Regions from separate parts of the Homo sapiens genome. Here region 1 is linked to region 2. A link is a loop called in an ENCODE intact Hi-C map of the cell type or tissue named here. Cell type or tissue: left ventricle myocardium inferior. All regions are shown on one strand. Region 1 has its middle 12 kb from the start of RNF144A. Region 2 overlaps RNF144A (ring finger protein 144A).

Region 1 (8,000 bases), 53 kb after region 2:
AGACTCCCTCAGCTCCAGTTTCCTTAGCAATGAAATGAAGGATGATTACACTTCTCTTCTATGGTTTCTCTGAGCATTTAAAATAAAAATTATGCAAAGCACTTAACACCATACTTGGCATGCCCACTTCAGGGCTCAAAACTTTTTAGCTGCTAAAATATGCGCTCTACCCTTAAGGACCATATAGTTTAAGTTAAGAGAAGAATTGTGTGTCCAGTGGTAGGAGGCAATGGCGCATTCCCCCAAGACCGAGAGTATTGTGATTCCATCAGTTGTAGAGCCACCCCCAGGGAGAATGTAAATCTTGGTCAATATTGTGAAATGGGACTATGAAGTCCAATGCCTTAACCCCTATTGAAATTGTATCTCCATCATTAGCCTTAGACAATCTGAATGTTATTTGTTATGGGATCATTTTGGTTAGGACGGGCTAATCTGTGTTACAGTAACAAGTAATCTCAAAATGTGAACTGTCCCATATATGCAGTTTGCTGTGACCGTATTTGTCTCTCCAATACTATCCTCCCAATAAGCACACAAGATCAAGGTTGCCTGTTTTTAGACTCAGCCATCTCAACATGAGGCCTCCTCTGTAATCACTGTGGACCCAAAAGCAAATGTTGTACAGCCTTGTACTAGCAGTTAAATGCACTCATAATTGGCCGGAATTAGTAGCTTTGCTTAACTGAAAGAGGGTGAGAAAGTATAATTTTCTCATGTTCACAGAAGGGGGTATGAATAACTATTCAAAGTCTTTACAACAGGGAGTAAAAATATTTCCTTCAAGGAACAGTGATTAAGGTTACCAGTTTTCAGTGAATAGCTAATGCCTGATATACCACTGAATAAATTAGGGATAGTCATGGTGGCACTGTGACTTGAATTTGAAAACAGGCATCTGATAAGACAAGTCAGATCTTCAGGGGTATTTCATTTGGGGAGTGTCATGTTTTATAAAACTTGAACACCTCTAAGAGGAGTATGTTCTCTAGCTCACCCTGGCTCCCACCACCCTGTGCTGTCTTATATCAAGTTGCTTCACACATGTCTGTATTTCTGATTTTTGAGGCCACTTGAAGGCCGACATTGGACCCCTCACAAAACAGAGCAGAGCATTTTTTTGTTTTGTTTTTTGTTTCCATAGGTTATTGGGGAACATGTGGTGTTTGGCTACATGAGTAAATTCTGTAGTGGTGATTTGTGAAACTTTGGCACCCATCACCCGAGCAGTATACACTGCACCCAATTTGTAGTCTTTTATCCCTCACCCACATCCCACCCTTTCCTACTGAGTCCCCAAGGCCCACTGTGTCATTCTTATGCCTTTGCATCCTGATAGCTTAGCTCCCACTTAAGTATGATAACATACAACCTTTGGTTTTCCATTCCTGAGTTACTTCACTTAGAATAATAGTCTCCAATCTCATTCAAGTTGCTGCAAATGCCGTTAATTCATTCTTTTTTTATGGATGAGTAGTCAGAACATTTTTAGAAGTTTATGTTCTACCGGATTTTTCAGACCTGAGCTCTGGCGAAGCGCTCATCTCAATATTCCCATTAAGATGTAGAATGAAAGACCACCAGAGTCCTCCATGTTTTGTGTGTGTGTGTGTGTGTTAAAACTTTGTTGCTACTTCTACCATCCTTCAACACTTATTTTACCTATTCGTTTACAAGACTGCCTTCTCCACTAAACTTTGAGCACCTTAGCGACAAAACAATCTTATGCTCATTTTTGTGTTTTTAGCACTTGCTATAAAAGCTGATACATCATAGGTGCATACTAAATGAGTAAGTTAACTAACGGGCAGCCGTCTTAAGCCTCCTGTTCTCTAAGGTGTTCTTCCCCAAAACCCAAATGTCCTCTCTTTTTGCTCATGACAATTATCAGGACTTCAAACTGTGCCATGAGTTTTTATCTATTTTGTCCTGCATTACCTCAGATTATGAAGGATGGCTTTCACATGATGTGAACTCATTGGTAACTGTTAGTAGTTACCAGAGGCCACCAAGAGCTGTTTGTATAATTAACTCAAGTCCTTACACTAATCTGCATTGATCCCTCATTTTGCTGATGAGGAAACTGGGCCTTTGTGAACCTAAGTATCGCACCCTTAATCAAACACGGTACTGCAGCTCAAGCCAGGCTGTCCCACGGCAGGTGCCTTTTCTATCACTGCTTTGCCTCTCTTACTCAGTTGTTTAACTCTCTCGTGTGTCTAACTCTTGTCCTAACATTTGTAAATTTCTCAAAGATGAAAAGCCTGACTCTTCTTCTTGGATATTCCCCATAGCGTCTGGCACAGGTCTCACCACACAGTAGATATGCACCAAGCTGTTCCTGAATTAAATCTTTCAACTACAAGGATCTTGCCAGGCATCACCAGGTTGTGGTAGGCAAATAGGTAGGAAATAGCTTAAGTTTGCTCTCTGTTCCCTGCTTTTCCCTCTCCTGGCCAATACCTGAGAGAAAGGTGGGGCTGACACATCCCAACGACAACTTGAAGAACAAGATTAATGTTTGCTAATTCCCCAGACTCCCTCAGTTTTACAGAAAATCAGTGGAGAAACTGCAAGTTTAATCACAACGAAGACATTTCAGGCTCTGTCACAGCGGATGGAGGCAATATTTAAAGGACTGGAAACGTCCATGGGGCCCCAAGTCATAATACTCACAGCACTGCCTACTTCAATAGAAGTGGCTTTATTAACTGCCATCAGACAAAGTCAAGTCAAATCTATTAAATGGCATCAAAGTCAGGTCAAATCTATTAGGTATATTGCATCTTACCATTTAAATGATGGATCATGCTATGGACTGAATGGTCTCCTTCCAAAACTCACATGTCAAAGCTCTGATCCCCTGTGTGACTATATCTGGACACAGGGTCTTTAGCAGGTAGTTAAGTTCAAATGAAGTCCTTATGCAAAATGATGGTGGCCTTTTAAGAGGAGAGAGATCCCTGTCTCCTCCATGTGAGAACACAGGGACAAGGCAGCCATCTGCAAGCCAGGGAAAGAAGCCTGACCAGGAACTTAACCAGTTGGCACCTTGATCTTGGACTTCCAGCCTCCAGAGAAATATATGTGTATTGTTTCTGCCACATGGTATACGGTATGTTTTTATGGCAGCCTGAGCTGACTAATTCAGGTCAGTTTGACTCAACCAGCATTCAAATGCCTGCTGTCTACTAGGCTTCCAGGAAAAAGTGATATCTGAGTTATGATTTAATGAAAAATGAGGTATTCTTCACAAAAGTAGATACCACCAACTACACATATACACAGGTTTTCTGGTTATCCCCACAAATAGATGTCAGAAAACATAAAAGATAAAGCTGAATATAACCCAGGAAGAGAACTGACAAAGGTCAGTCTATTCAGATGTGTTGCTGAGAGGGGTTTAGGAACAAGTTGAGGTGGCCCTGAATGAAAAAAGTAAACAATGTTTGGGCAGTTTTCCAGATTCCCCAAGAATGAACTTTCACAGAGCTTTGTGTGTGTGTGTGTGTGTGTGTGTGTGTGTGTGTGTGTGTGTGTGTGTGTGTGTAGAGAGAGAATATTACTAAAATTAATAGGATACCACTTACATCCATAAACAAATATGTAAACAACTCAAAAACAAATCCAGTGGGTTTTTTTTCAAATGAGCTCTGACTTTTTAATGCCATTGAATGTTTTCTCATCTATTAGTGTGAATTGTTAAGAACTGGCTGTTCTCATTAAAGTACAAAATGCTAATTAACTTTAAAAAGCTTCAGAAGATATAATGTGAAAAATAAAAGTATTGAGTAAGAATGCAATTCTATTAAGCAATATATATGACTGGACAGATGTGAGCTAAATTACCAGTTACCTCTATGTGATACAATTATGGGTAATTTTAATTTTCTTCATTTTGTTTTACTCTGTTTTCAAATATCCTACAAATGTGTATTTTTAATAATAATAAAAATAAATATTGTTGCAATCTTTCTGATCTTTTAAGTCCATTTTAGTAGCATCTGACGTGGACTTGCTATAGTTCTCCTAAGCATATATGGGGGTGTTTTGTGTGATTAAACTTGACCTGGAGGGCTGACAAGATGGCCAAATAGGAACAGCTCTGGTCTGCAGCTCCCAACAAGACCAACAAAGAAGGCGGGTGATTTCTGCATTTCCAACTGAGGTACCTGGCTCATCTCATTGGGACTAGTTGGACAGCAGGTGCAGCCCATGGAGGGTGAGCCAAAGCAGGGTGGGGCATCGCCTCACCCAGGAAGCACAAGGGGTCAGGGAACACCTTCCCCTAGCCAAAGGAAGCCATGAGGGATGGTGCTGTGAGGAACAGTGCTATCCAGCCCAGTTACTATGCTTTTCCCGTGGTCTTCACAACCCACAGACCAGGAGATTCCCTCAGGTGCCTTCTCCACCAGGGACCTAGGTTTCAAGCACAAAATTGGGTGGCCATTTGGGCAGACACCGAGCTAGCTGCAGGAGTTTTTTTTCGCACCCCAGTGGCCCCTGGAATACCAGTGAGACAGAACCGTTCATTCCCCTGGAAAGGGGGTTGAAGCCAGGGAGCCAAGTGCTCTTGCTCAGCGGATCCCACCCCCCCAGAGCCCAGCAAGCTAAGATCCACTGGTTTGAAATTCTTGCTGCCAGCACAGCAGTCTGAAGTCAACCTGGGACACTTGAGCTTGGTGGCGGGGAGGGGCGTCTGCCATTACTGAGGCTTGAGTAGGTGGTTTTCTCCTCACAGTTCAAACAAAGCTGCTGGGAAGTTCAAACTGGGTAGAGCCCACCACAGCACAGCAAAGTGGCTCTAGCCAGACTGATTCTCTAGATTCCTCCTCTCTGGGCAGGGCATTTCTGAAAGAAAGGCAGCAGCCTGGCCAGGTGTGGTGGCTCACACCTGTAATTCCAGCACTTTGGGAGGCCAAGGTGGGTGGATCACAAGGTCAGATGTTCAAGACCAACCTGACCAACACGGTGAAACCCCGTCTCTATTAAAAATACAAAAATTAGATGGGCATGGTGGTGCACACCTGTAATCCCAGGTACTCAGGAGGCTGAGGGAGGAGAATCACTTGAACCCAGGAGGCAGAAGTTGCAGTGAGCTAAGATTGGGCGACTGCGCTCCAGCCTGGGCAACACAGCGAGACTCTGTCTCAAAAAAAAAACAAAAAAAAAAAAAAGAAAAAAGAAAGGCAGCAGCCCCAGCCCCAGTCAGGAGCTTACAGATAAAACTCCCATCTCCTTGGGACAGAGCACCTGGCGGGAGGAGCGGCTGTGGGCGCAGCTTCAGCAGACTTAAATGTTCCTGCCTGCTGGCTCTGAAGAGAGCAGCGGATCTCCCAGCACAGCACTCAAGCTCTGCTAAGGGACAGATTGCCTCCTCAATTGGGTCCCTGACCCCCGTGCCTCCTGACTGGGAGATACCTCCCAGCAGGGGTCAACAGACACCTCATACAGGAGAGTTCCAGCTGGCATCTGGCAGGCGACCCTCTGGAACAAAGCTTCCAGAGGAAGAAGCAGGCAGCAATATTTGCTGTTCTGCAGCCTCTGCTGGTGCTAATCAGGGAAACAAGGTCGGGAGTGGACCTCCGGCAAACTCCAGCAGACCTGCAGAAGAGGGGTCTGACTGTTAGATGGAAAACTAACAAATAGAAATCAGTAACATCAACATCCACAGAAAGGATGCCCATGCAAAAACCCCATCCAAAGGTCACCAACATCAAAGATGAAAGGTAGATAAATCCACAAAGATGAGGAAAAACCAGCACAAAAATGCTGAAAATTCCAAAAACCACAATGCCTCTTCTCCTCCAAAGGATCACAACTCCCCACCAGCAAGGAAACAAAACTGGATGCAGAATGAGTTTGACAGACTGACAGAGGTAGACTTCAGAAGGTGGGTAACAACAAACTCCTCCAAGCTAAAGGAGCATGTCCTAACCCAATGCAAGGAAGCTAAGAACCTTGATAAAAGGTTACAGGAACTGCTAACTAGAATAACCAGTTTAGAGAAGAACATAAATGACCTGATAGAGCTGAAAAACACAGCACAAGAACTTCATGAAGCATACACAAGTATCAATAGCCGAATCGATCAAGTGGAAGAAATGATATCAAAGATTGAAGATCAACTTAATGAAATAAAGCGTGAAGACAAGATTAGAGAAAAAAGAATGCAAAGGAACAAACAAAGCCTCCAAGAAATATGGGATTATGTGAAAAGACCAAATCTACGTTTAATTGGTGTACCTGAAAGAGACGAGGATAATGGAACCAAGTTGGAAAACACTTCAGGATATCATCCAGGAGAACTTCCCCAACCTAGCAAGACAGGCCAACATTCAAATTAGGAAATACAGAGAACACCACAAAGATACTCCTCAAGAACAATCCCAAGACACATAATTGTCAAATTTACCAAGGTTGAAATGAAGGAAAAATATTAAGGGCAGCCAGAGAGAAAGGCTAGGTTACCCACAAAGGGAAGCCCATCAGACTAACAGCAGATCTCTCTACAGAAACTGTGCAAGCCAGAAGAGAGTGAGGGCCAATATTGAACACTTAAAAAAAAAAGAATTTTCAACACAGAATTTCATATCCAGCCAAAGGAAGCTTCATTAACAAAGGAGAAATAAAATCCTTTACAGACAAATAAATGTTGAGGGATTCTGTCACTACCAGGCCTGGGTTACAAGAGCTCCTGAAGGAAGCCCTAAATATTGAAAGGAAAAACTGGTACCAGGCACTGCAAAAACATACCAAATTGTAAAGACCAACAACACTATGAAGAAACTGCATCAATTAACGGGCAAAATAACCAACTAGCATCATAATGACAGGATCAAATTTACACATAACAATATTAACCTTAAATGTAAATGGGCTAAATGACCCAATTAAAAGGCACAGACTGGCAGATTGCATGAAGAGTCAAGACCCATCGGTGTGCTGTATTCAGGAGACCCATCTCATGTGTAAAGACACACATAGGCTCAAAATAAAGGGATGGAGGAATATTTACCAATCAAATGGAAAGAAAAAAAAAAGCAGGGGTTGCAATCCTAGTCTCTGATAAAACAGAATTTAAACCAACAAAGATCAAAAAAGACAAAGAAGGGCATTACGTAATGGTAAAGGGACCGATGCAACAAGAGGAGCTAACTATCCTAAATATACATGCACCCAATACAGAAGCAACCTGATTCATAAAGCAAGTTTTTAGAGACCTACAAAGAGACTTAGACTCTCACACAATAATAGTGGGAGACTTTAACACCCTGCTGTCCACATTAGACAGATCAATGAGACAGAAAATTAACAAGGATATTCAGGACTTGAACTCAGCTCTGGACTGAGCAGACCTAATAGACATCTACAAAACTCTCCACCCCAAATCAACAGAATATACATTCTTCTCAGCACCACATCACACTTATTCTAATGACCACATAATTGGAAGCAAAACACTCCTTACCACATGCAAAACAACAGAAATCATAACAAACAATCTCTCAGACCACAGTGCAATCAAATTAGAACTCAGGATTAAGAAACTCACTCAAAACCGCACAACTACATGAAAACTGAACAACCTGCTCCTGAATTACTACTGGGTAAGTAACGAAATGAAGGTAGAAATAAATAAGTTCTTTGAAACCAGTGAAAACAGAGACACAACATACCAGAATCTCTGGGACACAGCTAAAGCAGTGTTTAGAGGGAAATTTATAGCACTAAATGCCCCCAGGAGAAAGTGAGAAGGATCTAAAATCGACACCCTAACATCACAATTAAAAAAACTGGAGAAGCAAGAGTAAATAAATTCAAAAGCTAGCAGAAGACAAGAAATAACTATGATCAGAGCAGAACTGAAGGAGATAAAAACATGAAAAGCACTTCAAAAAAATCAATGAATCCAGGAGCTAGTTTTTTTGAAAAGATCAACAAAATAGATAGACTGCTAGCCAGACTAACAAAGAAGAAAAGAGAGAAGAATCAAATAG
Region 2 (8,000 bases):
TTTCGGTGAATTTATCCATAATCTGATGAGATATTGGCTTCACAGATGAGGAAACCAGTGTTCAGTCAGAAGGCTAAATAGCACAAAGTTTTGATATGGGAGGTAGAAAGAAATTATGAGATCAAAAAGAGTCCTCGGCAGAGCTTCCCTTCTAACAAAAAGCAACCTCCCAAAATCATTTCTCTTGTAACAAAGAACAGCCTGAGAAATGGAGCTGCAAACATAAATAAGGAAGCCAGAAACTTCTATGGGGGATGCCAGCAGCTGCACCATAGAAAAGGGTGACCTGGGGGCCGGGCATGTCCAACATGGAGGCTCCATCTTCCCTTTTCTGTTACCACGTGTACAGTAATAAATAAAAGGGCAACATGGTGGAGCTCAGGCAGAGAACCCGCCTGCATAATAAATCATTAGGGTGGGGGCTACCAGAGATTTGTGCCCTATGCAAATGGCACACCTGGCATAACCAGTCTTTAGCTCCCTATGTAGACCAGGTATCATTCCCCACCAGCTTATCTATAAAACCCCCTGCATTTCACCGTGGATCCCACAACGCATTTTTCCAGGACCGCTCTCTGTAGCGGAGAGCTATTCTCTTTCTTTCACCTATTAAACTTCCACTGTCAACCTCACTCTTCGTATGTCCGTGTCCTTGTTCTCCCTGGCCATGAAACAACAAACCTCAGATATTACCCCAGACAACGAGGCTGTTTCAATTTCACATGTATTTAGTAAATGAGAGAGAGATTTTCAAATGCCAATCAAACACTGTAGCTAATACTACTTCCACAATACCACACACTGCCTAGGAATTCCAAGAAAACACAGCATTTCCAGGTGGCCAAGTCAGGAATACTTCATGGAAGAAGGGGTATTCATGCTGGGCTTTAAGGTTGGAGTGATGTTGTTATGAGTGAAAGAAATTCTAGGCAGAAGGACAAAAGAGGGATGGGTATTCAAAGTCATGTGCCAGACATGAAGGCATGGCCTCAAGGATGTCATCCACAGCAAGATCCTTGCATCGGAGCTTTCCTCTCTTAGTGTTCTCTTGCTCTTGAAATAAAATATAAATTATGTCCTTAGGATGCATGCATGTCTCATCTCTCCAAATACATTACTATCTCCTAAGGCTGGATCTGTATCAAATACTCTGGATCGCAGGGACTCCACTCACAGTGCCCTGGACACAGAAGGCACTCAGTGCAGGTCTGTAAAAGAGTAGTTCACATTCTAAGAGGGAAAAAAAAAATGTACCTTTATAGGAATTCAATCTGGAAAATAAAACGCCTCCACCCCTCAGAAAATAATTTTTTTTCCTGGTCATATTGTCGTAGCACATAATCATTATCATCATAAAGATTTATTATCATAAAGATAATCGCAACATGTTAAATGCCTATGAAGCAATAGACCTTTCTGTGATGCAGTAAGAAGTAACCAGAAACCCATGGACTGATTTAACATCAGACTTAAAAAAAGAAAAGCATGCATTATTCCTTTTCTAATTGCTAAATTATTATGTTTTAAAGAGAAATTACACTAAAAGCCATACAGAAAAAAAAAACCATGTAAGTACAAGAAAGACATCCAGAGGACCACGTTGCATTTCAAATAGCAAAGCAGATTTTTCTGAAAGCTTTCTTCACTACCAAACACACACACGTACACACACACGCACACACAATTGAAATTGGCATTATGCTGACCAATGACTTCATACAATCACTTCACTGCCAATTTCAAAAGTAAGCGCATGCCAGCACTTTCTTCAGCTCTTCCTTCATGCTGAAGGAAGTAAACAAACCACTTATGAGTGTGAATCCAGCAGAGAGCCTGAAACTGCCACAGACCTGCCTGTCTGCGGTGAAGGAGAAAAGAACTCTCATACCTCCACACCGGGGAACCCATGTATTTGCCAGGAACATTTCAGGTGTGGAAGCGCCTTGAGATTTACCTGGCATGACTTCCTCCCCTCACGGTGAGATGAAATACATGCCTGATCTACGCAGAGAGCAGGTCAGTGCTCTTCCACCTGAGTATCCTTCTCTCTACACACCAATACTTCCGAGTCGTGATTAATTTCTCCTTCAATTCAAGATGGTGTTATACTTCCCCGGTTGTGTGTTGTGACCATCACTTTCCAGAACACAACCTTGGCCACTCTCATTGCCTTTTTAAAAGAGTATCATCCAGGGGCCCAGGTGGACTCACCCCGACTCAAGTTCTCTAACAAAAGCCAAAGTCCCTTCATGGTATGCCTTTCAAATGTCAGAAGCCACCTTCAGCTGGGCTCATTTTTTAAAAAATAGGTGAGTAAGGCAGATTCTAAGAGTTGATCTGGGAACCTCAAAGGTTTTCACTCTGTTGCGAAGATTCCATGCCAAAGGCACAAGGGCCTATGATATACATCGTCCCTAGTCTACTCCGAGGGAAAATAAGGAAAAAGAAGAGGATTTTAGGGCTTCACTGAACAACACAGTTTACTTTTCCTCCACCCATGTTTCCCTTTAGTTTTCCAGTGGTCTCCATTGCCATGAAATATCCTCCTGGATACTAGGGGCAAGACATTCATTTATAACTCTTGGAATCACAGAATGTGAGTGCTGGAGGGTCTCCGGAATACAGGCCACAGAGAGGAAGTAACATGGAGCAGCACTGTATGATCTCCATATGAGGGCAGGGACAGGTAGCCCCTTGACTGAGATCAAAGTGCCTATTTGGTAGTAGACAAGTCCCGGGGAATCCAGGGGAATTGGGAACTTCACTTGCTGCTCCAGTGCTATGGTTTCAATGTTGGTTCCCTCTGGAACTCATGCTGAAACTTAATCCTCAATGAAACAGTATGGGGGGGGTGGTGATCTTTAAGAAATGACTGGGTCATAAGGCGTCTGCCCTCATGACCGGATTAATCCATTCACCGGTTATGGATGAACAGATTAATGGGTTATCATAGGAGTAGAACAGCTACCCTGAGAGTGAGTCTGTTATAGAAGCCACTTTGGTTTTCTTTCGTGTGCCCCTCATCCTGTGATGCCTTCTGCTGTGCTATGATGCCGCGTGAGGCCCCTCACCAACAGCCCACCCCATGAGGTCACCTGATCCCGGACTTCCCAGCCTCCAGGACTGTGAGAAATAAACTTCTTTTCTTTATATCACCCAGTCTCAGATACTCTATTACAGCGACAGAAAATGAACTAAGACATCCAACAGCAGCTCTCCTATCTGGATGTGCACACGCAATTGTACATCATGATCCCTGTTTTCCTAGTAATCTATTAAATAATCACACCAATGAGCCATGCTCCACTTTCACTTCCATCCCGCCTTTCAATCCCTCTGCTTCCTTTTTAAAGTCTCTGACTCCTGGCCATACCCCAATGTCCCACTGAGAGAACAAGTTGTGAAAGTTACAAGGCTTCATGAGACCCTGAGATCAGAACTCCCTGGAGTTGCAGACAAGCCAGGGCGCTTCTGATGTATCAGATCACCAGCCTCACCCCCAGTGCTGTGACTTGGCCACAGGGATGCAGAGGCCCTGTCCTCTCACTGAGGGAGTTTATTTGGAATGAGTCAATGAGGTGCTTCGCCAGGAGCATCACGTGTTCTGTGCTCTGAGGGCAGTAAGAGAGTGATCAGGGGAGCAAGCCCCGGAGAGCAGTAACTGGACGCCCACGCTGCACCTGCAAGATGATCTAATGCACCATTTAGGGAGTCACTGGGTAAAAGAGAAGCTTTTAGGGAGCCATTGGGTAAAAGAGAAGCTTTGGAATAGTGTCCAAGCTCCTTTCAGCAGGGCCCACTCCCAACCTTGATCTCTGCACAGCCTACCCCACTGCCACCTTGCAGGTGAGACACCAGGCCCATGTCCTCCTCTGCCTCCTCCTGCGGGATGCACAGAAGCAACTGTCTGATTGGGAAGGCAGCCAGCCTGGGACCCTCTGGGAAATAGATTACGGTCACGTGGACAGTCCCCCAGAATCATGAACACTGAACCTTCTTCAGCTTTGTACCTCAACGTCCCACACACTCCCACCGTGACATAGGAGAGAGGCTACTGAGTTAGCTCAAGGTGCTAGTCACAGCCCAACATTTGTAACTCCCAGAAGGAGCCAGCGCTCCACCAAGAACGAAAAAGTGGGCCACATGGGTTATTGCTCAAGGTCTATGCTGAGAGCACCATGAATCACTAAGACATCTGGCCCGAGAACTTTAATCAGCTGCTCTACCTAAAATGCAATATTCTGTTTTCCTCCCAAACTGGGTGGTCACCTGGGTGTCGGGGAGGAAAGCAAGGAAGGCTTGCCCTTGTCCGTGTGTCTGTTCTGTCTCTGGCACGGCAGGCTGCTGAGTTACTGGACTGTGTCCTTCAATCACTCCACTTTGCTTTCTGTCCCTTCACCAGCCCAGAGCAGAGCCCCGCAGAAGGGACTGCTGAGGCCAGGCAGAGTGGTGATCAAGTTCCACCTTCCAGGAAGAGACAGCACGCCCGGTGCCCCATGGTGGCTGCGCATGACAGCCTGGCTGCAGACTACTGTGTGCTTCCATCTGTCACCTTCCAATGCAATGTGACAGCAGCCCTCCGGCGATCCATCTGCTTCCCTGGAGCTCCATCCCGACTCCCCCACCCCATTCTGTCGTTGCCTAACTGGGCAAATCCAAGATTAGGCAGTCTCAGCTGCAGCCCCCAGAAGGAAAGCTAAGAGCCTCACACCAAGCTGCTAAAAAACAGACATGTTGAGATTGAGTGGTGAGAGGCGGGGAGCTAGTGATGGCCCACAGTCCCTGCAAGGCAATATAGAGTGCTAAGATTGGAAAAGGGGTAGGAGGAAACAAGGACATTTTCTTTTACTTAAAATAAAAGCATTTGCAAAGAGGTAGCTCTCAGAATATGCCTTTCAGTGTCCTCTAGGATCTCAGCAGAGGCCTAGAACCAGAGGGCTCATAAAGTCCAAGTATTTAGAGAGATTACAGTGTCATTCAATCCCAAAAGCACTTGTTGAGGGTCAGCTCTATGCAAAAGTGTGCAGAGTTGCTTGGAGGAAATAGAGATAAACCATGCGGGGTACCCATTCCCTGCCAATCCCACAGCAGCCTCTATGCAGTGAGCTCTCTGAGCCTGATGTGGTCAACGCCAAGGTGGGCATCAGGTAGACCAGTTTCCCTCTTAGTACGCACAACATCCAGCACTTACCCACACATAATCACATTCTTCCAGTCACACTTTGCACACACTTTTGCACAAATATAACACAAAAGGGAATTGTTTTAAAATACAGTTCCTTCATTCAGCTAATATTTACCAAGTGCCTTCTGACCTCTGAGCACTCTCAACACCGGAGCAGATGCCAGGCCCTCTACGCTGAGCTCAGAGCCCACATGTAGCGGGTAAAGCCCTACATGCAGGACAGACAGATACAGGATTCAACAGAGGCAAGCACGTGGGACAGAGAAGGGGTTTCTCAACGAGAAGGGCTCTCACGAAGAGCTTCCTGCAGACACTGGGCCAAGGGGAGGGAACAGCCAGTGAGAAACCATGCCACCAAAGGGCTGTCCAGGGCCACCAATTATTCCTCACATTCCAGTTGGAGTGTGCTGGGGGCCTAAGAGTAAATGAGGCTGCAGCCAGGCCAGGAGCTTCCTCACACGTTCAGGAAGAGTCCAGACTTTGCTCCTGATGCCCTGAGAACTACTGATGGAGTTTTCAACAGAGAGCATTTTAATATGCTTGTCATTTTCACATGATTTTCTACAGTCTGAGACAAGGAAAGCAGTCAGAACTTTGCTGCAGATAAGTAATAATTTGCAAGTGCCCTGCATATTTTTTGTAGCATATGTATTTGCTGAAAGCTTATCAGATAATGTATGAGGGAGTGGACTATAAACCACCAAGCCTCCCAGAAGCATGCAGAGTTGTTCTCACATTGAAGCTGAGCAGCGTCCCCGGATGCCACTAGATTAGAACAGGGTATCCCAACATCAGACCTGAGATTAACAGTAAGCCAAGCAAACAAAAATCTCGGTCTAAGATCCAAGAGACCCAGATTCAAGACCCAACTGCAAATTAAATTCATGAGACCTTGGACCATTCCATGGTGCCATAAAGCCTCAGTATCATCATCTGTGATTTGGGTTGGTGAGAACTGCCCTGCTACTCAAAGGGCTGTCATGGGGATCTATGCAACAACCTACAGAAATGACATCCAAAAAGATGTGTGGTGTACAGATGAGATTAGGGAGCTGAAAGCTGCTTCTTCTGGAGGCACCTCTGACTCTCTTGTTGGGCTACTTCACAACCATTTCAGGTACACGCCATGGGTACAGACGAAGGTGACTAGCCTCAGGAAGTTTACAGGAAAGTAAGTGGCTATAACTGTGCACCTTATCCCCCACCCCCCGAAAAAAAAACAGAAACAAGAAAAGAATTTGCTAGTCGGCAGCCAGGACTCCTGGGTGTCTGACACAATCCTCTATGAATCAGACAACTCCCTTAACATGTAATCTGGGCTATTTTAGAACCCCCAATAAGCTTTAAATGGGTTAGGAGGGATCACCTTATTTTTAAAGGTCCCAGAGGGCTTGAAGCCATGTTATAATATTTTTATAGCCTCTTTCAGAGTCAGGAGCTGTACGGATTTTGTACTCACTCTGAATTTAACTAGTACTTAAGTGTGCTGATTATAGCTGCAAACACACTTCTTGTTCCAGTGTGTGGTTGGAGAGGTGGACAGGGAAGAAGCTTTGGAAATTTACAGCACAGAAATAGCATGTGGTCTGTCTGCTTGAAAAGAATCAATCCCTCTGTGACAACATCTAGAAGACCAGTAAAGGGCCTGTAGCAAACAAAAGACAGCCATTAAAATGGGGCTTCTTGTCACCAAATCCCTGTTTTGGGACACTGGACAGGCTTTTCCAGTCCAGGAGACACCAACAAAGCCAGGAGCAGGCACGGTGCTAGGATGCAACAGACAGGGCAAGTCTGGCTGGAAAATTGGGGGTCATCCAAGGAAAACATCTAGACACAGTGATGATTGTAAAGGAAATAATTAAGAAAGAAAATGCACCAGACACTTCCTAATTGGCTTTGCTTGAAGGAGCAACTCTATTTAGTTGTGGAAATGAGCTGTGGATGGCAGGAGGGCCTGGAATGGGCTGAGAAGAATTGACTCGGTCTAGGCACTGGCCAGCCCTGGAATCCCCACGGGTCTCTGATCCCTCCTCTGTAATATGAAGGCCTTAAATGTAAAGGATGTTCTTGTGGGTTTCACAGAGGGGAACCACAGAGGGGAAGCCTTAGTTGATGGGGGTCACAGGGGCGCTAAACTTATTCCCATCTGAGCCTAAGCCGAATTTTATTATTTATTTTTCAGACATTAGGCTTCCATAAGACTTCCTCTGGAAAATGGATTACCACAAAACTACTCCCCAAATTTTGAAAATTCTGTACTGCATGATCCCTATGATTTCCTTTAAGTGTTCATATTTGCACACAACAGTGTTGCCTTAGAGTAAAACAATCAAAAGAAAAAACGTTTCTTATCTTATCCTAACAAGCCATGTCATTGTTCTACAGACACCCTAATAAACATGTTTCATGATGAAATCCTGATTTGTCTCCAAATTTCAAGTCACACAGAAAAAAATAGGTCAAAGAGGTGTCTATTTTAAAAATAACACTATCTTTTTAAAAACGGTAGTGTGTGGGTCACCTTATAAATGTTAATATATGTTTACTACAGAAAATAAGGTTTAAAACATTATAGAATGAAAATAATCTAGAATATCAACTTGACGACAGCTAAGTTTACCAGTGCTGTGTTCTTTCCACATTTGCAAAGTGTGTCACATGGCCCTGGACTTACACGCACGTAAGATCTCAGTCCTTTGTCTAGTTCACATGAATCATAAAATACTTTTTCTACACTGAAAATCTCTTGTGCCTACTTAATTGAAAATCTACATAAGTGTCATGAAAAACCTATCAGTGGAGAGTTCCCATCTTC

What was found. Peaks named below come from ENCODE experiments on the same cell type or tissue, not always from the same donor. Only the 100,000 strongest peaks of a DNase experiment are listed, where the experiment ranks them.
Region 1: a loop joins it to region 2, with 1.9 times the contacts of the local background. A loop is called at or near these places in 17 of 110 quality-filtered maps.

Annotation. Positions count from the first base shown.
Region 1 is chr2:6,901,692-6,909,691 of GRCh38, reverse strand. No RefSeq gene overlaps it. Among named protein-coding and RNA genes, the nearest start is that of RNF144A, 12 kb to the left of the region's middle. In left ventricle myocardium inferior, no CTCF peak of the experiment used is centred here; no DNase peak of the experiment used is centred here.
Region 2 is chr2:6,954,642-6,962,641 of GRCh38, reverse strand. All of the region lies in intron 2 of RNF144A (ring finger protein 144A), which reads right to left. Among named protein-coding and RNA genes, the nearest start is that of GRASLND, 40 kb to the right of the region's middle. RefSeq lists a silencer at 1,590-1,884. In left ventricle myocardium inferior, no CTCF peak of the experiment used is centred here; DNase peaks (open chromatin) are centred at 3,583 and 4,495; H3K27ac peaks cover 5,753 bases.